Regions from separate parts of the Homo sapiens genome. Here region 2 is linked to region 1. The links are chromatin loops, found by intact Hi-C in ENCODE. Cell type or tissue: A673. All regions are shown on one strand. Each heading gives the region's core, and the rest is flanking DNA. Links, peaks and the distances in the headings are about the cores only.

Region 1 (11,280 bases), core at 1,120-9,119:
AGGATGCCCAGTTGAAGATGCTTATTGGCCTCCACATGTCTCAGTGTCTCTCAGTTTGAAGTAGATAATCCATGCAGGTGTCCAGAAAATCATGGGACTGAGGTCCCAAGGGAGCAGATGAGGGCAAGGGCTATGTTAATTCACATTATATTTTCTAAAAGAAAGAGGCCAGGTTTCTACATCTTGGGGAGAGGAGTAAAGTTTATTAGAGAAGGGTACAGAGTCCTGTCTTGGGACAATGAAAGATTATTATTATTATTTTGAGAGACAGGGCATTGCTCTGTTGTCCAGGTTGGAGTGCAGTGGCAAAATTACACCTCACTATAACCTCAAATTCCTAGGCTCAAGTGATCCTCCCATCTCAGCTTCCCAAGTAGTTAGGACTGTAGGCACGGGTCACCATACCTGGATTTTTATTTTTTTTCATAGAGATGGGGTGTTGCTATATTGCCCAGGCTGGTCTCAAACTCCTGGCCTCAAGTGATCCTTCTGTCTCCCAAAGCAAATGGGAGATTACTGGAGAGTTTGGAGAGCCTAGCTGAGAATGGTGAAAATGAGCTTGCAGTGCTATTATTTATCAGCTTTTCCTCAGTGTTTAGCAGCTTGTACTTCAGAATGCAGAAAGCAGGCAGCTAAATTAATTCTGTGTTGAGTCATTTCCAAAAGAAAGTAGAGGGACAAGTTCACAGTAAGAGAACCTTAAAGAATTCCCAGGCCGGGCTCAGTGGCTCACGCCTGTAATCCCAGCTCTTTGGGAGGCCAAGGCAGGTGGATCACAAGGTCAGGAGTTTGAGACCAGCCTGGTAAATATAGTGAAACCCCGTCTCTACTAAAAATACAAAAATTAGCTGAGTGTGGTGGCATGTGCCTGTAGTCCCAGCTACTCAAGAGGCTGAGGCAGGAGAATCGCTTGAACCTGGGAGGCAGAGGTTGCAGTGAGCCAAGATCGTGCCACTGCACTCCAGCCTGAGCAAGAGAGCGAGACTCCGTCTCAAAAAAAAAAGAAAGAATTCCCCAGAAAGAGGTGGTGCAGGGAGGGTAACTAGAAGTCCCATGCATTGAATGGGAGAATACGTGTGGTTTAAGAAGCAGAAAGCCCCTGTTTTTAAAGGTTATTGCGGCTGGTGTGGCCTGGGGGAAATCTTTGTTACACTTCTAGTAAGGCAGCCTAAAATCGCATTAGCATTTTTGGCAACTGCATCACACTGTTGGCTTATATTGCGCTTACAGTCAAACAAAATCCCTAAATCTTTCACACTTGCTGTTCTTAAGCCATGTTCCCACTATCTTGAACTTGTGAAATTAATTACTGTTTGGAGTCTAAAAGTAGGGCTCTTAAATTTCATCTTGCTAGATTTAGGCCATTGTGTCAGCTTTCACAGAATATTTTATATACTGATTCAGGTTCTCAACATAATTTTCCACATAACCTTCGGTAATACAGAACCCAGAGAAATTCTTTATCCACAATCAAAAGTGACATATTCACTCTACCGTTCTGTTTTTGAGCCCACATCTTCATTTTGTTTAAGAGACTTTGTCCTATTTCTTTTTAACATCCTGATTTGCCAAAGTGCATTAGTTAGGATAGTTTTGCTTGCAAGGATGGAATGCTAAATCAACCTGGAGTAAACAATAAGGACATTTATGAGTGCATAGAGGTAGGAAGGGCTCCAAGTATGATACAACCACAGCCATGACTCTGTTTTGCTGTTTGTAATTTGGCTCTGCCTTTTCCCATGTGTTGTCCTCAGGTCAACTTCCTTTGTGGTTGTAAGATGGCTGCCAATAGCAGGGAGGATAACATGGTTTCTTGTTTTTGTCCAGAGGGAGGGTGACAATGAGAGAAAGTGTAAATGAAAGACTATTCTTTCAACCTTATTAGGACATCCTCCTAGAGTGGACCATCCTGATTTGCTTAGGAGTGAGAGATTTCTTGGGATGTGGGACGTTCAGCACTAAAACCAAGAAAGTCCTGGGCAAACCCAGATGGTTGGTCACCCAAGCAACTATACCTAGACCAGTAATCATTACCAGGAAAACACCTGAACTAGTTGGCTTAAACCAAGATTCCTGGCAAAGGGATGGGTACTTGCGATTGGTTTGGACACATGTTTCTAGTCTGTCTGTATCAGAGGCAACTGGGGGCAGATTCCCGGACCTCCAGATCTATGGATTCAGACTCTCTGGGCATGAAGATTGGAAATCAATTGTTATCAAGCAGTACAGATGGTAGTCCTACATACTTGTGCTTGGAGAAACACTGATTTAGACCTCAGCTCTGAAGCTGGGGTCAACACCCAAAATGGCATGACTAATACACAGTTGGGCAGGGCTAAGAAGGATATTAGAGAATCACACACCTGTACTCAGCTATTTTATTTCCCTGGTTTTATAGTCAAGTCATCCTGCCTCTCAGAAGGGAAGGAAACTGTTCTTAGATAAACAAACCATTTTGCATCCTAGTAATGCCCAGTGGTACTTGACTTCTCTTACTAAGTACTCATAAACCATGTCTGAGGTTCGCTCTTACTTTTTCGTCCTGGAATCAGCATCAAACTCACAACCAGTAAGTTTGTAGAAGTCATGATGTTCTTTAAAACAATTTTTTTTGAAAGTTAGAGCAGTATTTCATTGTGTTCAGTCTTTGAAGAAGCAGTATAGATATTTGAGTTTAAGAAATTGAACTCTGGTCAGGCAAACTAGGTGACGAATCTCAGCCCCTAATTTGCATATAGTGATTTTGCATATATTTGGTAACTTCTTAAAACATATCATCTGCAAAATAGAATAATGATAGAACTTACCTCATTGGACTGCTGAAAGAATTAAATGAAATAATGTTTATAAAGTTTTTAGCACAGTGCTTGTCTCATTAAATAATCAGTAAATTTTGATAATCAATATTCTGCCTCTTCATTCATTCATTGTTTGAGATATTCTGAGCACTGAGTCCCAGGGCTAGGGAGAATGCCTGGCACTAAAGAATGCAAAGATAAGGAGTAGTCCCTGCTGTTAGAAAGCTAACAGTACTGGCATTAAACTATAATGCCATTATAGTAGATTTACATATAATATACCAGGAGGAAGGAATGATTAATTTGGGGGATGATCTGGGTCCTGAAAAATAAGCAGAAGTTTTGTAGATTTCTAGATAAATATGGGAGAAGAGGGAGACAGAAGGATATTCCAGAGAAAGGGTGCAACATGAGCGTTAATAAAGGCATAGGGACACACAAGGGTAGGGCCCCTTTGTGGATGTAAGTAGTTTTGACGGGTGGAATGCAGGGTTCAGGTCAGTAGCAGTGGTGGATGATAGAGAAGTACTCAGGGGCTGACTCGGGGTTTTCTGGAAGAGTGTGGACTTTTATTCTAGAGATAGAATAGAGTTTTAAGCAGAGGAATTAGATGCCTGATCACATTTGTGTTCTGGAAAGACCAATCTGGGGACCATGAGGTGATGACTTGGAGGGTGGTGAGGCGATTAAATTTGTTAAGATCCTGAAGCAATTCAAGTGAGAGCTGATTAGGTCTTAAACCAAGAGAGGGATACAGGTTGCACAACCCTAATCTGAAAACCCAAAATCTGAAATGCTCCAAAATTTGAAATGTTTTGAGTGCCAATATGACACAAGTGAAACATTTTACACTTGATCTCATGTAACAGGTTGTGGTCAAAATGCAGGTGCACCACATACAGCTGTGATATATCCTTTCCACCGTGCCCTGAGTACCCCCCACAACAAGTCCACAGAGGGTAATAAAATGTCACATGTGAAGGCCCAATGTGCCAAAGGCAGGTTCTCCATAAAGCCCCACAATTAATAAAAATATTGTATGAAATTACTTTCAGGTTATGTGTATAAGGTGTATACAAAATGCAGGTGAATTTCATGTTTAGACTTGAATTCCATCCCCAAGGTATTCCATCATGTATATGCAAACATTCCAAAATCTGAAAAAATCCCAAATTTTAAACACGTCTAGTCCCAAGCATTTTGAATAAGTGATACTCAACCTGCATTAGGAATACAGCAGAAAGGATAGAGACAAGAGATACAAATGACAGGACTGGGTGATGGATTCGGTTTGGGGTGAGGAAAAAGGAAGATTTTGGGGGAATTCCCAGGTTTCTGTCCTGAGTGGATGGTGATATCATTGTTTCAGATAAGGGACCTACAGGGGGTGGTGGTGAAATCAGGCTTTGGACCTCTTGAATCTGGGTTTTCTGGGAGACATCCAGATGGAAATTTATAGCAAGTCACTGGGTCCACAAAGCCACACCTGAGGAGTGAGTGAGGCCAGAGCCTCCTGAAGAGATAGGCTGGGAAATCAGCAGGAAAAAGCCTTCCAGTATTGGGATTGGCGCGTGACAAAAACTGCCCGAGATGATGCCTCAGCAGAGTGTGTACACTAGAATGAGGACTAGAAACCCCAGAAAAAACAAAATTCCACAAAGCTCATTGAGGTGATTCAGTGGTGTCCTCTACATGTTTTCTCAGGTCTCAGGTCAGAATGAAACACGTTTAAACTTTTTTTTTACTCCCTCCTTTACAGTAGTTTTTACTAATTTTTCTAGTCCCTTCACTATTCACTTTCAAGTAACTGAGATTTTCTGTAAATTTTGTTTTTGAGAGGGTGAGTATATGACAATGTTCTAATTTTTAAATTACATCTTGAGAAGCTTGTTTTCTAAGTAAGTTTTTCTAGTTGTTTTCTTATGTTCAGGCAATTAGAAATTTTTAAAAATAAATTAAAAAGGAGTAATACTTCTCATAGTTAAACAGGGGTGGGGAACATGGAGGAGAGACAGACCTGAGAAATGTTTGCAGAGGGGAGAAAAATCCTGCACAGGCTATGTCCAAAGAACATTTTTAAGAGAGGGAAAGGGACGTGTTTACTGTGGTTGCTCTGGTATTTAAATGAACTGCAGCAATTCTTCCGTCTTTCTTCCCCAGCAGTTACAGAGGCAGCCTGGGAAAGATTAGAGACAAAAATCCCAGTTTCACATATGAAGAAATCAAAAAGATTCCAATAAAATTGTCTGAAAGACCTCTGCCAACTACAAACTAGAATCCATGGGTCACTGGGGAAAATCATCCTGTAACGACACAGGAAGTAAAGAACTCCAGCTAATGGTCGCCACCTAGTGGGAAACGACAGGATTTTAGGACTTGGAGATGGCCTAAAATAATTATTAGGAGTTTTGTTCATTCTTTCAATAAACATTCTTTGAGAGCATCCTATGTATCAGACACATTAATAAATACTGGGAAATATTTAGTAATTGTTTGTAGTTGGGTTTATGAACTCAGACCTCCATTTCATTTGGTGGCAAAAACTCAATCTCAGTCACTTTAGTACCTCTTTTCCCCCTGACCTGGGTAGGTCTGAGTTACAGGGTTTAGTTGTGGTGAGGAATCTGCAGAAGGAAGGGTTCATCTAGCCCTCTGCGTTATTGTCTTCAGCTGAGATTTTTTTCTTCTTTGAACATTGGCCCCCACAGGTCACTGCTGAATCAGCTCTTGTTTCTAAGCAAAGGGTTCTTTTGAGTCTGCCTCTCTCTTAGATATTTCCAATACCTTCTCAAACATTCTGCTGTTTTTGTATGGCTGTATACTGCCCCATCTGCTTAGACACACTGAACATCCATTTTTATGTTAGAGTCTTGATGCTTCCCTTGGCTTCATCTAGGAACTGGGTCACAGTTCTCTGACCTCGAATTCTCGAGATCTGTTTTGGGCTTCTTTTGCCCCATTTTCTACAGGCACAAAAGAGCTTATGTTCAGATAGCCCCATGTAGCTAGATAATAGGCTGTATGCTGGATAGCAAAGGTAGATGAAGCCAATAAGGTAAGCTGAGGACAGATAGCTGAAGATGTTTTATGTTATGCTAAAGTGTTTTGTATGTATTCATTGCAATGAGAAGGTAATTGCAATGGTTCAGGTAAGGGATAAAATGATATTAACTTGAGCATCAGAGAAGAATTATAAATTTAAAAGACAAATGGGCAGTAGAATTATCTATATTTAGAAACCCCAACCTCCCCAGCTCAAATGGCACCTCTGTGTAAATTAGTCATAAGCAGTTCCTACAGGAGAGACAATCCATGGGTATATAGCTTGGGGAGTAGAGTGTGGTGTGGATTTTATCCCACCCTTTGGCTGAGTGCCTTGGTGCCGTGAACAATCTGCCCAACCAAATGTGGTGACCCTAAATGTAGAAATGGAGAGTGGGAGGAATGATTAAGTCAGTGTCCTTAAAAGTATGTCTGGAAATAGATTTCTATTCACCAGCTTCTTTCCCTTAGGTATTTTAGAGAATGACTATGTAGGGTGAAAAGACACAGTCTGATGAGCCATGTGAGTTTCTTACTTCATTTTTTAACCTCATTAGAATTATGATACCGTCAGCAAAGATAAAAGGTTTAAGAAAGTACCTATCCCAGATAATTCTCAAGAAAAAAATCTTAAAGTTTCTAAAAAGGTTTTATTGGGAAAGTCTAAAAAATTGTCACAGCAAAGAAGAAACTAAAAAGACATAACTGGTAAATGTAATGTGATATACTGCATAGGACCCATGTACAGGGAAAGATGGTAAGTAAAAAATAAAGAACTCTGAAAAAACAATGGACTCTTAGTTAATAATAATGTATCAATATTGGTTCATCAATTGTAACAAGTGTACCATACTAATGTAAGCTGTTAATAACAGAAGAAACTGGGTGGTGGGGATATGAAAACTATCTGTACGATTATCTCAGTTCTTCTGTAAATATACAATTTTGAAAGAATTGTCTATCTTAAAAAAAGAAATAGAGGGAAGATAAATAAATATGGAAAAAAGAAAAAATTTCCTTGGTTTAGAATAACCAGATTTTACCTTGAACATTAAACAGATGAATTCACTCTAGTAGGCATTATGGGGCATATTAGGCGTGCAGCCTCACTGGGGAGATGTGCCATACACATGTGCACGAATGGATCACAAACGAGTAGTGTACATTAAATACCAAATGAGTGCAGCACAGCAGAGAATCTTGGAATTTACAAGACCAGGAAGTATCGTTGGTGGAAAGAAGAAGGATTGATTAGTGGAAGGGGAAGAGCTCAGCAATGTTCTGAGTTTTGTAAATATTTTCTCACATTCTGTGACTTGCTTTTCCATATTTTGCACAATTACCTTCTCTCTTAAACCTATGAAAAGGTGGCTGGGCGCGGTGGCTCATGTCTGTAGTCCCAGAACTTTGGGAGTCCAAGGCCGGTGGAGCACTCTAGGCTAGGCGTTGAAAGTTAGCCTGGCCAACATAGCGAAACTCTGTCTCTACTAAAAATACAAGAAATTATCCGGGTGTGGTGGCGCGCGCCTGTAAGCCCAGCTACTCGGGAGGCTGAGGCTGGAGAGTCTCTTGAACCCGGGACGCGGAGGTTGCAGTGAGCTGAGATCGTGCCACTGCACTCCAGCCTGGGCGACACAGCGAGACTCCATCTGAAACAACAACAACAACAACAACAACAAAAACTTATGAAAAGATGAATTTATTCCAAAAATTTTAAAAGCTCATCTTTTTTTCTCTTTAAAAAAACTTGTGCTCATTAGTGTGTGTGTGTATTTAGTTCTATAACATTATAATACATGTGGAGATTCAGGTAGCCTCAGGTATCCCCCACCAGAGTCAAGATACAGAGCACTTTCATCACCACTAGGATTCCTAGTATTGCGCTTTTATAACCACCTACATTTGACTCCCTCTGTCTGACACCTAACACATGAAAACCACTTAAAATTTGTCATTTAAAAATGGCATATAGATAGAATTATATAATATGTAGTCTTTTGAGATGAACTCAGCATAATTATCTAAACATTATCTAACTACAGTTCCTTCCCTTTTATTGATGAGTAGTATTCTGTGATATATGTACCACAGTTCGTTTAACCATTCACCCATTGAAGGACACCTGGGTTGCTTCCAGTTTTTGGCTGTTAGGAATATAGCTGCTGTGAACATTCATACAAATATTGTACAGGTTTTTGTATGAACATAAGTTTTTATTTCTCTGGAATAAATGCCCTAGAGTGCAATTTCTGTAATTATATGTTTAGTTTTATAAGAAACAGCCAAATTACCTTTCAGAATGGTTGCACCATTTTATATTCCCACCCGCAATGCATGAGTGATAACGGTTTCTCTGCATTCTTGCTGCATTTAGTGTTGTCACTATGTTGTATTTTAGCCATTCTCATAGACGTGTAGTGATATTGCACTGTGGTTTGTGGTTTTAATGTTTAGTTTCCTGATGGCTAATGATGTTGAACATCTTTTCATGTTTGTATTTGTCATCTGTATATTGTCTTTAGTAAATGTCTGATCATGTCATTTGTTCATTTCTAATTGGATTAGTGGTTTACCATTGAGTTATATATATATATATACACACATACACATATATGTATATATATGTATTATATATACACACACATATATATGTATATATATGTATATATATACACACACATATACATATATACACACACACACATATATGAGATACTAGCCCTTTCTAGCCTATATGATTTGCAGATGCTTTTTTCTTGCGTTGTAGATTGTCTTTTCATTCTCTTCACATAGTTTTTTTCCAGAGCAAAAATTTTAAATTTTCTTGAAGTCCAACTTACGGATTTTTCCTTTTGGGATTCATTCCTTTGTTGTCAAGTTTAAGAACTCTTTGCTAGTGCTAGATCCCAAAGATTTTCTTCTGTTTATTTTGTAAAACATAGTTTCTATTATATTAACGTACGTAATATATTTTTAAATTATAGTTTTATGTTTTACATTTAAATCGATGCACCATTGTGAGTTAGTTTTTATATGAGCTGTGAGACTGTTTGAGATTGACTTTTTCCCCTATGGATGTTCAGTTGCTCAAGCACTATTTGGTGAAAAGGCTATGCTTTCAAGATTTAATTGCTTCTGCCCCTTTGTCAAAAATCAGTTAGTTAATCATATATGTATGGGTACATTTCTGGATTCTCATATAGCATTTTATTGATCTATGTGTCTTTTCCTCCACCAATATTGCATTGTATTGAGTACTATAGTTATATGGTATACCTTAATATTTGATAGTATGATTCTTCTTATTTTATTCTTTGTCAAGATTGTGTTATCAATTCTAAGGTTGTGCCTTTTCATATAAATTTTAAAATAAGCTTTTATCAGTCTTTTATAAGCTTTTAGTGTAGAGACCGAATGGTCCTACCTGGACTACCTTCTGTAAATGTGCTAGGATTTTGACAGAAATTTCATTAAATCTATAGACAAATTTGAGAAGGGACTTCTATACTATACTGTATTGAATCGTCAAAGTCATGAAAACAGTGTTCTTCTATTTATTTAATTCTTTGATTTCTTTCATCAGTATTTTGTAATTTTTTAGTATATAGACTATGTGCATGTTTTAAGTACATATCTATACATATTAGGCTGTTTTTGCATTGCTGTAAAGAAATACCTGAGACTAGATAATTTGTAGACAAATGAGGTTTAATTGGCTCATGGTGCTGCAGGCTGTACGGGAAACATGGCTTCTGGTGAGGCCTCAGGAAGCTTTTACTAATGGAAGAAGACAAAGTGGGAACTCACATATCACATGTGGAAAACCAGAGCATGGTGGGGTAGGGGAGGTGCCACACTCTTAAATAACCAGATTTCCTGTGAACTCAGAGTGAGTTCACAAAGGCAGTGACCCAAGCTATTCATGAGGGATTCAACCCGATGATTCAAATACCCTCCACCAGGTCCCACCTCCAACACTGGGGATTACATTTCAACATAAGACTTGGGTGGGGGTAAATTATCCAAACTGTATTAATATTTCTAAGTATTACATTTTTTGGAGCAATAATAAATGGCATTGTGGTTTTAATTTTGGTTTTAACATGTTTATTGTTAGAAAAGTAATTGATATTTTTGTGTTTATCTTTCATTCTATGACCTTGCTGAACTCATTTATTAGTTCCAGACAGTCATGTAGATGATCATGTCATCTGCAAATTGAGGCAGTTTAATCTCTTCTTTTCCAATCTGTATGTCTTTTATTTCTTGTTGACTTATTTCAGTGATTCGAACTTCCAGTAATGTTGAAATAGAGTGGTAAGAGTGAACATCCTAGCCTTCTCTACAAGCAGTCTCATCAAGTAAGATGTTAGCTGTGGACTATTTGTAGATGCTCTCAATGAAGTTGAATTAATTCTCCTTTGTCCCTAACTGCATGAGAGTTTTTCAAACTCAAATGCCTTCTCTAAATCAATTAATAAGACTATATATGTTTTTCTTTATACTGTTGATATGATCAGTTGCATTGATTGATTTTCAAACACAGAAGTAAACTTGAGTACCTGGAATCAATTTAATTTCGTCATGGTGAGTAATTCTTTTTATATGTTGTTTTATTCGATTTGCTAATAGGTAGGTAAGGACTTTTTCATCTAAGTTTATAACAAATTTTGGCCTGTAGTTTTCTTTTTTGTACTTTTTCTGGTTTGAGTATTAAGGTAATATGGGCTTCATAATATAGGCTGTTCCCATAATATGGGAAGTGTTCTCTCTTTTCTTGTTTTTTGAAAGAGGTTATGTAAAATTAGCAATAATTCTTTTTGAAATGTTTGATAGAATTCTCTAGTGAAACCATGTGGGGGCCTGGAGATTTCTTTCTTTGTGAACCTTTTTTTTTTTTTTTTTTTTTTTGAGACGGAGTTTTGCTCTTGTTGCCCAGGCTGGAGTGCAATGGCGCTATCTCGGCTCACCGCAACTTCCACCTTCCAGGTTCAAGCAATTCTCCTGCCTTAGCCTCCCGAGTAGCTGGGATTAGAGGCATGCACCACCATGCCCAGCTAATTTTGTATTTTTAATAGAGACAGGGTTTCTCCATATTGGTCAGGCCGATCTCGAACTCCTGACCTCAGGTGATCTGCCTGCCTCAGCCTCCCAAAGTGCTGGGATTACAGGCATGAGCCACTGCGCCCGGCCTCTTTGTGAACCTTTTAATTACTAATTCATTTCTTTAGTTATAGTACAAATCAAACTATTTCATCTTGGTTGAAGTTTGGCAGCTAGTAACTTTTGAGAAATTGGTCCATTTCTTCTAAATTTTAAAATTTATCAGTGTAAAGTTGTGTGTAGTTTTCCCTTATTGTGTTTTTTAATGGCTTCAGGACCTGTAGTGATATATCTTGTTTCATGCCTCATAGTAGTGATTTGTGTTTTCTCTTTTCAT
Region 2 (11,280 bases), core at 2,060-10,059, 240 kb before region 1:
CTGGCATGGAGCAGAGCCACGGTCATTCTATAAAAGATGGATAGTCAGAGAGTAAACCTCTGTTATCATTTGATGTTGCACCATAGCCTACCCTCTCCCTACTAACACACCTCCTTAAATTTAGGGACTGCAACATAACTCATTCAATGATGTATTTTCCCCCCAGAACAGGATAGCAGGCACTTGAAATGTTGAATGAATGAATAAATGGCTATTGTAGGAAATTATTAATGAGTGGCAGAATTATCGGGTAGGATACAACTTCAAAAGTTTAGGTGAAATGGATACCACATGTTCTTAGTTATAAGTGGGAGCTAAACATTGGGTCTCATGGACATAAAGATGGCAACAAGAGACACTGAGGACTACTAAAGGTGGGAGGAAGAGAAGGGGAAAAGGACTCAAAAACTAACTATTGGGTACTATACTCAGCACCTGGGTGATGGAATAATTCAAACTTCAGCATCATCTAATATACCCAGGTAACAAACCTGTATATGTACTGCCTGAATCTAAAATAAAAGTTGAAAAAAAAAAGCTTAGGTGAAATATATTGAAAACTTTAGGGCAACAGTGTTGGAAATCGACGTTATAAGGGCATAGGAAATTGGAGAGTTATGACAGCCAACAAATCATTTTATTGTTTAAGCTACTTTATGTTGGGTTATCTGTTTCTTGCAGGCAAAAACATGCTAACTGACAAGAAAATCATGGGTTTTATACAAGGATAACAAGTGCTGGGTTGCTTAGCTATGAGGAAGGCTAGGCTCACTGGTAAGTGTCTCAAGATGTAGATCATGCTAATCTGAAGATATGTGTTGATGTTGCAATCTGATGTCCTGTACAGGTTCTATGAGCAGTTTGGCCGAAGTTGGTAATATCTGTCTATGCCAGAGTGGGACTGATTAGAAGACCTATAAACTAAATAACATCAAACCCCAAAGTTGCATCTGTCTACTCACTGTAGTGGCGGTAGTTCTACCAGTCATCAGTGGTGACCCATAATGACATATCCAATAATTGCATTGCTGTAGTTTCTAGTATATCTGCTCACTTGACCTTTGTAGTACTTTCTTGCATCTTCTATAATGCACAGAGATCTGAGCCACTCTCTCCTTGGTTTTAGCATACCAGAAGATGTACAGCGTTGGAGAATTCAGGGATTTTTATCAACAATCAAACTATATTTGTGGAAATTTTGTGCATAAGTGCCAAAGATGGCTGACATCGGACCACATTCTATTTAACTCAACTGAATGACACCAAGCTCTCATCCTAAAACTTATAGTTACATCCACCCTTCTGAAATATTTAATTATTCTCCAATACACTGGAGGTAATAGGTATAAAAAGAATGAGCATGTGCAACTTAGTATCTCATATCTAATTTTGTGTCCCAAGTTCATTCTTCCCCTGAATGTCCCATGTCTACCAGGTGCAGGATTATCTGGATGGGTCAGTTCAAAACAATTTCAGGGAATAAATTGTGTAGGGGACTCAATTTTCTGAGACAGAAACATAATGTGAATAACTCCTTTGTTAGAAAATAATTTCAGTGACAGAAAGCCTTTCAGTTCATAAAGAAAACTTACATATCAACAAGCCTAGCTCCTCACTAGTCCCAGTGAATGCTTACATCAATCAGCTCTACAATATCCAGTAAAGGACTTTCCAATTCGCCTTTGAATAAACTGAGGTATTGGAAACATCTAAGAAAATGGTTTTTAATTCTTCCTAATCTTCAGGGAGTTCTTCCTTATATTGAGCTGATATCTGCCCTCTGTAACTTTCAACTAATTATTCAAATCTCTCAAGTGATTATAATTAATTCCATCTTATAAGGAATTTTTCTCAGCTTCCAGCCTCTTGAAAATACTCTGATATTTTCTCTAATATTCAAGTGGAAATGTAAATGGGTAACGTAAGAGTCTGTGGGGTTAGGAGGGTGGAGGAAAGGTAAGGGAAAGCTAATGAGAAATAACCAAAGCAAGAAAAAGAATTTTATTTTCTTCAAGTTCTTTGTACATCCAAAGTGGAAGATTCCTAAAATAAATTCCCCATACCACATTTTAAAAATTAGGTTAGCAAGCTTACTTTTTAATTTATTTAGAAGCCAACTACTTCCATTTATTATTTCTTTCCAGAATAGAACAATTATCACTAATTGTTTGTCATTATAATGCCAAACTATGTTAATAGATGCCTATTTTTTTAAAGGCTAATTGCAATCATGAAACCAAATATCTAATTAGTTTTAGAGCTTTGGACCACATGCATCAATATTTGAATCATTCAGGTGTATATTTGCTTTCTGCTTTTTTGTCTCTTCAAAAGAAGTATTATATGCATTCTGTTTATAATTTCTAAATGGTCATTTCAAAACTGATTATACGAGTTTATACAAATCATACTGAAATTTGTTGCTTAAAAAATCTTCATTTTTCTCTAAGCTCTCAGTGTCCTTGAGCTATATATATTTTATGGCAATTTTTACTTAATAGTTTGTATGCTAGTTATTTTTGACAATGACTACTAAAATGCAAGTTTCTTCAAGGGCAGATTCACCTTAGTTCTTCTTTATACCCCTCAAAAACCTCAGGGTTATTCTCAATAAGTATTGAGTAGGTGAGTGAACTTTGGATGTATACTCCTTGAAATTATATTTCTGGAGCTGGAAAACTTTAAAAAAATGTATGTCATGAGTCTAAAGAAATAAACATTATATGGCTGAAAAAATACTTTGTGAAAACCAAAAATCTCATGGAATCATGAACTTATCTATGGGACAGATGTTAGCCCTGAGGTTGTTCTGGGCTTCTTTTCTACCCACTTCCCATGACCAAATCAGTTCACTAGTCAGCAGTTCTATCCTTCCTCTCCTTCTCCTTCCATCTAAGGAGCTAGAGCTGAACTGCTTGGCCACTGATTGCTGACATGCTGAGTTTTCTACAGCTGGAGTTTTCAAGAGGGCTTTGATTTTGCTTTCCCCAGTTTTCCTTCTTCCACACTTGAAAAGTGGTAAGGGTACCAGCTTTCTGTCTATCTCTGACTCTCTCTCTCTCTTTCACACACACACACACACACACACACACACACACACACACTTTTTTTTTTCTTCCACCCTCCTGCACAGCAGGAGACCTTGCCTTGATCTTTGAAGGTCTACAGCAAGTGGTCTAGGCTAACTCAGTGCTGGGCAAATGGAGCAAAAACTCTTTTCTGCTTCCTTGCCTCCATGTCTTTCAGAGCTAGCAGATACAGCTTTTGTTCTATAGGAGTGATTCTTTCTAAATGTCAGCTCAACAGGATGATGGTCACTCTTGTATATCACTTAGGCATGAGTTCTGTTGAATCCCAGCACAATTTACCAGACTTTGTCAGTGGCTTTTGGAGTAGCAAAGACTCAATTTTTAATAAAGTGTTATTTTGTTTAGCTGGTCATTGTCATCATCACTTATCTCTTTCCAGAAAATTGTGAGAGGTATTTTTCTAGAGAAGGATTTTGGTATTCCAGAGTCCTGTGGCTAAAACATCATGCTAATCTCAAGTTACTCTCAATATTAGAGTATGTGGTTACATATGAAATACAAATATGCTGATAGTTTCAAATTGAACATTGTATCTTATTTGACCTAAGTCAAAACCCACTATAAACCATCAAAGCAATATCTTGAATAAGTCTCATAGATTCCAGTCATCTGGATTCTCAATCTATTGCCAGTATGGTCTTAGATAGGTAAAAGATGTTCCCTATGCAGATCACATTACACAAAAAGCTAATAATATAGCAATCCCTTGTTGCCCAAATGAAGGATTAAAATAAGGAACTAATATAAACATATATTTATTGTCACACAGAGCTATAAAATGCAATGAATAGCTGAATATTGGTCTGTATTATTCGGAGTAATTATAGTCTCTCTCTTTTTGGCTTTCTAAAATAAAAATAAAGACACAGCAGTTGATCACTGAGTAAAAGACCTAAGATGCCTTTCAAATGAATTTGTACTAAGTATCCACAGAGTATATTGTCCACCATATTTTAGAAGTAAAACTCATTCTGATGAATTGTTTTTAAATGTTTATTTACTTCTTTTTGCAAGCAGACACCCGTTCAATGATTACATATATTTTCTCTGCTTTTAAAATCATTATCCATCCATAACACATTTTAAGAAGTCTTGATGTCATTTTTTCTCAGTAAATTACCATGCGTAAACACAGAAAATAACTCACAGGTGAAAGAACATAAATTTGTACAGAGAAAATTTATTTTATTATGCGTTATTGTTCTAGTACTCAAAACTTTGACGGATAGTATCTGCTCATCTCTGCCCATGCTTTTCCCCATACTTAACTCTCCCAAGCTCTTCCAACTACACAAAAGGCATTACATAATCTAGCTCTGATTTAAAAGCTATAACAGCAGGCGAACCATTAGATATGAATCAGAAACTTCATTTTTTACAGATATCTATATTTTGATAGATAAATATTTTTTCCACGGGAACTAACATTTATTTAGCAGCTACAATATTCAAGACGCTGGGGTAACCTTTTTCGATCCTGTGCTATTCTATATGTAGCTTCTCTTCCCACTTAAAAAAAATTCTAACAATAAATAAAGCTTTAGGGTGTGTGGATCCTCATGTTGTCCCTCTGGTATATAAAGTTGTCTCCTATAAATCATTTTACATTTTGACCCTAAAATCCATCTACGAGCAGATATTCTTCCTCCTTGAATTTTGGCTGGGGCACAACAGAAAGGAGAGAGTAAGAGATAGGTTTGGCAGAAGTGTTACAGTACGTAGCTACCCAGGTATGAGTGGGGCAGGAGACGCCTCCCCCTACTCCACCAGGAATGTCAGGCAACCATCAGGTGATGGTGAGGTGTCAGGTGATTGTCACACTACCTCTCTAAAATAATAATTGGTTGTAGCCAGAGCCAGGGCAAGGCAGTTTCCCAATAGACAAAAATGCCTGTAACTGGTGATGGGCAGCTTCCCAATAAGATTTCAGGAATTGTGTGAGTGGGCTTGAGCATGTGTATTAAGAGGCAAAATGGTGGGGTTTAACTGGTATATGACCTTCTGGGGACATTTCACTGGAAGAGGGAAGAACACCTCAGACGAGTATGTGTATAACTCCAGTAAACACACTGCTCATGCTCACCTCTCAAGTACTAGCAGGCCACCATGCATGCAGGCAGATTACCCTAAGAGAAGAATCAAAGGAAATGGGATGCAAGACACTAGAAGTATGCCGGCATATAAAACTCCAAGTCAAAAGGTTAAATTCCACACTTGACTTCCAAAATGCCTACTTGGAGTACTTTACTTTCTTTTCATTCTTGCTCTAAAGCTTTTTAATAAACTTCCACGCCTGCTGTAAAACTGGCCTCCATCTCTTCTTCTGCCTCATGCCCCTCAGTTCAATTCTTTCTTCTGAGGAGGCAAGAATTGAGGTTGCTGCAGACCCGTATGGATTTGTCACAGGTAACAGAAGCACAACTGGGCATATGCTAGGTGTGATGGTTAATTTTATGTATCAACTTGGTAGGGTAACTGTACCCAGAAATTTGATCAAACATTATTCTGAAAGTTTCTGTGAGGATATTTTTTGGATGAGGGTTACATTTAAATCGGTGAACTTTGAGTAAAACAGATTGCTCTATGTAATGTAGGTAAGCCTCATCCAATCAGTTAAAGACCTGAATGGAATAAGACTCCCCCGGCACCCTCTTCCTCCTACATGAATAAATCTTTCTAGAAGTTGGCCTTTGGACTGGAACTGCAACATTGGCTCTGCCCTGGGTCTCCAGCCTATAAACTGACCCTGTAGATTTTGAATTTGCAAGCCTCCATGATCACTTGAGTCAATTCCTTAAAAATTTTTCTCTCTCTGTCTCTCTCTCTCTCTCTCTCCTCTCTCTTTCCTATTGTTTCTGTTTCTCTACATCAGGTAGCCAGCCTAAGACACGCATCTTTTGTTTGCTTCCAGTTTTCTCTAAAAGAGTAGTCATCATTAATGTTTTACCCTCATTTCTGTGTACTTGGAGATGCCTCTTTCAACGTAGCCCGATATTTTCCTCTTATGTGGTTCACTTGTACTCCACGTCTGAGTCCAACAGCTTCTGACTTTTGATACTAGAAAGAAAGATTTTGGAATTTAGAAAAGCCTTTTCTCTCTCAAGAGCCTTGCCCTTGCCATTGAAAGTCTAGCTTTCAAATTCTTTTTGCTAAACACTTTTTAAAGTCTATTTTGAAAATCAAAGGTGAACAATGACTTTTTTGCCCTTGGCTTTCTCTCTATCACACCCTAAGGCAATAGATGCTTCAGCATCAATACTTAGAGAGCAAAGGCAAAAAAACTGAATCCATCAGCTAATATTTGTAAATATTTTTACTCTGCAAGAGAGTGGCATAAAATGCGACTCAGCCCTGGCTTCATATTAGAATCATCTGAGGAGCTTTTAAAAGTACAATGCCCTATACCCACACCCCAGAGATTCTGATTTAATTCGTCTAGAATGAGGCTCAAGTGTCACTATTTTTTTTTTTTGCTAGACCCTTCAGGTGATTTTTTTTTTTTTTTTTGAAATGGAGTCTCACTCTGTTGCCCAAGCTGGAGTGCAGTGGCACAATCTCGGCTGACTGCAACCTCCACCTCCTGGGTTCAAGTGATTCTTCTGCCTCGGCCTCCCAAGTAGCTGGGACTACAGGCATGTCCCATCATGCCTGGCTAATTTTTGTATTTTTAGTAGAGATGGGGGTTTCACCATATTGGCCAGGTTGGTCTCGAACTCCTGACCTCATGATCTGCCCGCCTCAGCCTCCCAAAGTGCTGGGATTACAGATGCAAGCCACTGGGCCTGGCCTCTTCAGGTGATTCTGATGCACAACCCAGTGGGGGAACCACTGGTGTAGAGGAAAAGCCACTAGGCGGGGCTCTAGAGCCTGGTTTTGCCATGAAGTAGCAGGGAGAGCCCAAGGGATTGATTTCACCTATCTGTATTCAGTTTTCTCATATAGAAAATGTAAAGTTCAATTTCAATGTCTTCCAATAAACTTTGTAACACTAACATTCTGTAAATCAACCATTGTGACAACTAAAAGAGTGACTTTGTTCAGTGACTGATTCGAATGTCAAAAAAAGAATTAGTCTAGACATACAAATAAGATTTCTACTTTGCTCTAAAGAAATATATGGTGACTAAAAGAACTCAGTGCTCCTTTTAATGTGATGGTTGTTCCCTGTTTCACACTGTTGGACTGTTTAGGCACCAATTTAGAACCACCACCATATGTAGTTCCACATCCTTAGCTGCTTGGCTATGCTCAATGAGATGAGCCCCAAGTATTTTCTATGTTGAAAATATGTGTCTCTAAAAAGAGTAGAAAAATTGGCCAGCTCTCACTGGTAGAGCATTTTGAAAAACGTGGACTGTGTACAGGGAATTTCGAGTAGCGCATTAGATAACACTGAATTAAGTGGGTAGAACTTTCTCCTTTTTAATTGATTTCTTTTGGTGAGTCAAGAATAGTCTTTAGTGTTGAGATATCTTCATTACATTGTTAAAACTAATATATTTTAAGAGAGAGTAAAATTTCAGACTAATAGGCTCAAGCAGGCAATGGTATTTAGCTAGTATTTAAAAACAATGTTTTACTTTCATTCTATTTAAGATATGGTACATATCTAAAAAGATTTATATGAAGACAAGATCTTTCACCAGCAAAAACATTATGACTCACTGAGGCTCAGATAATTGTTAGCATTTTTTAGCAATAAAGTATTTTTAAATTAAAGTATGCATTTTTTAGACATAATGCTACTGCATACTTAATAGACTACAGTATGGTGTAAACATAACTTACATGCACTGGGAAACAAAAAATTCATGTGATTCGTTTTACAGCGATATTCACTTTATTGTAGTGTTCTGGAACCCAGCCTGCAATATCTCTGAGGTATGTCTGTAAAACCATAGAAAAAGATGTGATATGCAGGCAATGACCAAAAAAGAGCTGGAATGACTATACTGAGTATATGAAAAATAGACAAATTTAATGACAAATTGTTACTAGAAATAAATAATGATATTTTATAATGATAAGCGGCCAATCCATCAGGACGGGTATTAATATGAAAAAGAGGTTTTTTTTTTTTGAGGAGTTACATGTTCTGATGCTGCTTATCTAGTTATATGTAACACTTGTTTTTAAAGCAATTCAGTTATTCTTACCCAAATTATTTATAGTGAATGGGAGGACTTAAGTAAAGACACTTGTTTTAAAAGCAATTTAGTTATTCTTACCCAAATTATTTATAGTGAATGAGAGGGCTTAAGAAAGGTTGTGGTACTTTGGTATAAGCAGTTTATTGGCATATTCACCAGTGCCTAGGCACAATCTCTGATTTACACACAGTCCAGGAGACTCAAAGAAGACAATCTGAATCTAGTGTGTATGGAGTGACAAGAAACAATAGACTAGCGAGAGTCCCAGTGGGTACCCTGAGAGAACAATCCACATACTTGAGAAAAAAAGCCTGGTACAATAGATCAGGTTCAGCAATATAGTCTGAATATAAAACTTCAGTAGGTGGAAGTGGGGGTAAAACCGCTGGTGTGTGAGGGGCATGTCTGGACAGCTGGAGAGGATTGTGTAGTAAGTCTGTGAAAACTTGCTCAGGAGAGACCTAAACTCCTCCAGTAGGAGACTCTGTCCCTCTTTCCTGAAAGAAGAATGTATATAGTATTTTCTAACCAGCTGGCGAGAAGAAAGTAAATTAGACCCAGAGACAGGTCAGGGAGACGGGAAGAGAGCAGATTCCTCAGGCGGATCAGGGCCATGTTGAAAGGTGTGAGTGAAGCCTGAGCCTGGGCAGCCTGAAGCTGTGTACATAAGCAACCAGCTCACTGCAAGAGCAGACTCCTGAGCAGAGAAAAGGCAGATGCACTGGAAAGCATTCAAATTAAATGTGAAATGAGTCTCCTTGGAGAACATGACAAAGAGATTCAAGAAAATTTTAGAAATGTCAGGAAAGGTCTAGAAAATCATAAGTAAGTTCAAATAAGGCCATTTCCTATTGAGAGCTACTAATTAATCCAGCAGGCTTAGGAATAAACTGCAAGATAAACATGTGAGTATAATGTAGAGGACCTATTAATGTGCAGTTAGGTATTTGAATACACTGTGTAAAAATTTCTTCTTGTATTATTGCATGTAATCATCAAAATGTGTCCATGAAGTGATATTATTTCCCTTATATGGTTCAGGAAACAGACTCAGAGAGGTTAGAGTGACTTCCCTGATATCATCCAGCTAGTAAGTGTTGGAGCTAGCTCAATCTCAGGTCTTACAACTACAAAACCAGAGATCTAGCTACACACTTCTAGTTTTCACAACTTTCAGTATGACTCTACCGTGACCCTATTAAAGTCATTCTCCAGAAGCCCCAACTACATTTTGATCAGTCAGGGTGGATACAATAGACCCAGTAGGTAGCTGGTCACATGCTGCTGGTAAGGCAAGAGTGTTGCCCAAAATAGTCTCTTTCACTGTACCTGAGGCCTTAGACAAAGTCATCAATGTCATCCCAGATATATAAAGCCCTGACACTGCCATTTCCTACTTGAATCATCTCAATAGTAAAAGTCTTTTAAGCCTACAAAAGTGCAAATACCTGGAGAGATGCATTACATACTAGGGCTACTAGGGGGAGGCAGGAGAGAAAGAGACAACTGTGTGTGGTGCTGACTCAAGATAAAATGTGGAGATAGACCTTGCCATTCTCTAACCTACAGAACTCAACAAAAATTTACAACTATTACTTGTTTCAGATTCACTAAATATCAGTATTTCTGACATGTCTGGTACATATTATTAAGCTAGGATCTGACCCCATATATCTGAACTGATCAAGAGAGCAGGCGACTATTTCTTCTTTGTTCCAAAAAGTAAGGACTAGAGAGAACCACATTTATTGACAGTATAATCCTTCAAAGGTTTGTACAGGTTTGCTAAATGAGTAAATGAATCAGTTTTTTTTTTTCCTGCAGGTCTCAGATTGGAGAACAAGAAAAGTAAAAAGGAGTAATTTGGGACAATAATTTGTACATAACTGTAGTTGTTGATGAGCCAGAGCATCTTTCTCCACAAAAATGCCATTTTAAAAGCTTTTGTGGCATTATACCAAGATATCTCAAAAGATTAAATGCCTCACTTCCAGTGACAGAGTCAAATGGTGCCCTTGAATGTAAAGTTTGCTGTTCCAAGAAGAGGACAAAAGAGACACATATTGTAGATTTTTAAATTAGAGTGATCTACACCAGTAACATAAACATCACCATCATCATTATCATCACCATCATGATCATCAGGGATTCTAGGCACATATGGCAGAATGTGTTTACAGGCTGGACGTGGTGGCTCATGCCCATAATCCCAGCACTTTGGGAGGCCGAGGCAGATGGATCACCTGAGGTCAGGAGTTTGAGACCAGCTTGGCCAACATGGTGAAACCCCATCTCTACTAAAAATACAAAAAAATTAGCCAGGCATGGTGGCGGGCACCTGTAATCTCAGCCACTTGGGAGGCCGAGGCAGGAGAATTGCTTGAACCTGGGAGGCAGAGGTTGCAGTGAGACGATATTGCGCCACTGCACTCCAGCCTGGGTAACAGAGTGAGACTCCATCTCAAAAAAAAAAAAAAAAAAAAGAAAAGGAAAAGAAAATTGGATTTATCAAAAAAGAAGAATGCCAAAAAAGGAATGCTTTTAGTAGAGCAAAATAATTAATACTCATTACATATGCTTTATTCATGCTATCTTTAATCTTTTGAGAAATTAAACAGGGGAGCCAAGTAAGGAAGAACAAAAGAATGGTAGTAATTGCCTATGTAATAGATGCATATCCATATTCTAAAGCAAACTCACCCCATGCCTCACTTTCTCTCTCCAAAAATATCCTATGGGAATTTCATCTAGCTGATGTGCTTCATCAAGATCACCTGCTTCATACATAACTGCTCAATTGTGAGACATGCAATAACAGTCAATACAAACTGTTCTTCCAAGCTTCTGACTTTCATTTTATCCCTTCTTCTTATCTTCCATTGGGAAATGTGTTACATTCTTTTCTTGCATGAAAAAAATTAAAGATCATTAAAAACGCCACCGATATAAGAAAAATAAACAAGTCAAGCATCTTGTGGAAGATCTTTAAAAAGTTCATAACAAACTGCTCCAATATTGTAGAGGCTGGGCCTGGTGGCTCA

What was found. Hi-C counts contacts between places; a loop is a spot of excess contacts. Peaks named below come from ENCODE experiments on the same cell type or tissue, not always from the same donor. Only the 100,000 strongest peaks of a DNase experiment are listed, where the experiment ranks them.
Region 2: a loop joins it to region 1, with 6 times the contacts of the local background. A loop is called at or near these places in 31 of 110 quality-filtered maps.

Annotation. Positions count from the first base shown.
Region 1 is chr3:168,160,697-168,171,976 of GRCh38, forward strand. No RefSeq gene overlaps it. Among named protein-coding and RNA genes, the nearest start is that of GOLIM4, 70 kb to the left of the region's middle. In A673, for the core only: a CTCF peak has its summit at 5,165 (motif pointing left); a DNase peak (open chromatin) is centred at 5,125.
Region 2 is chr3:167,921,263-167,932,542 of GRCh38, forward strand. It overlaps the pseudogene LRRC77P. Among named protein-coding and RNA genes, the nearest start is that of GOLIM4, 170 kb to the right of the region's middle. In A673, for the core only: a CTCF peak has its summit at 6,927; a DNase peak (open chromatin) is centred at 6,949; H3K27me3 peaks cover 1,591 bases.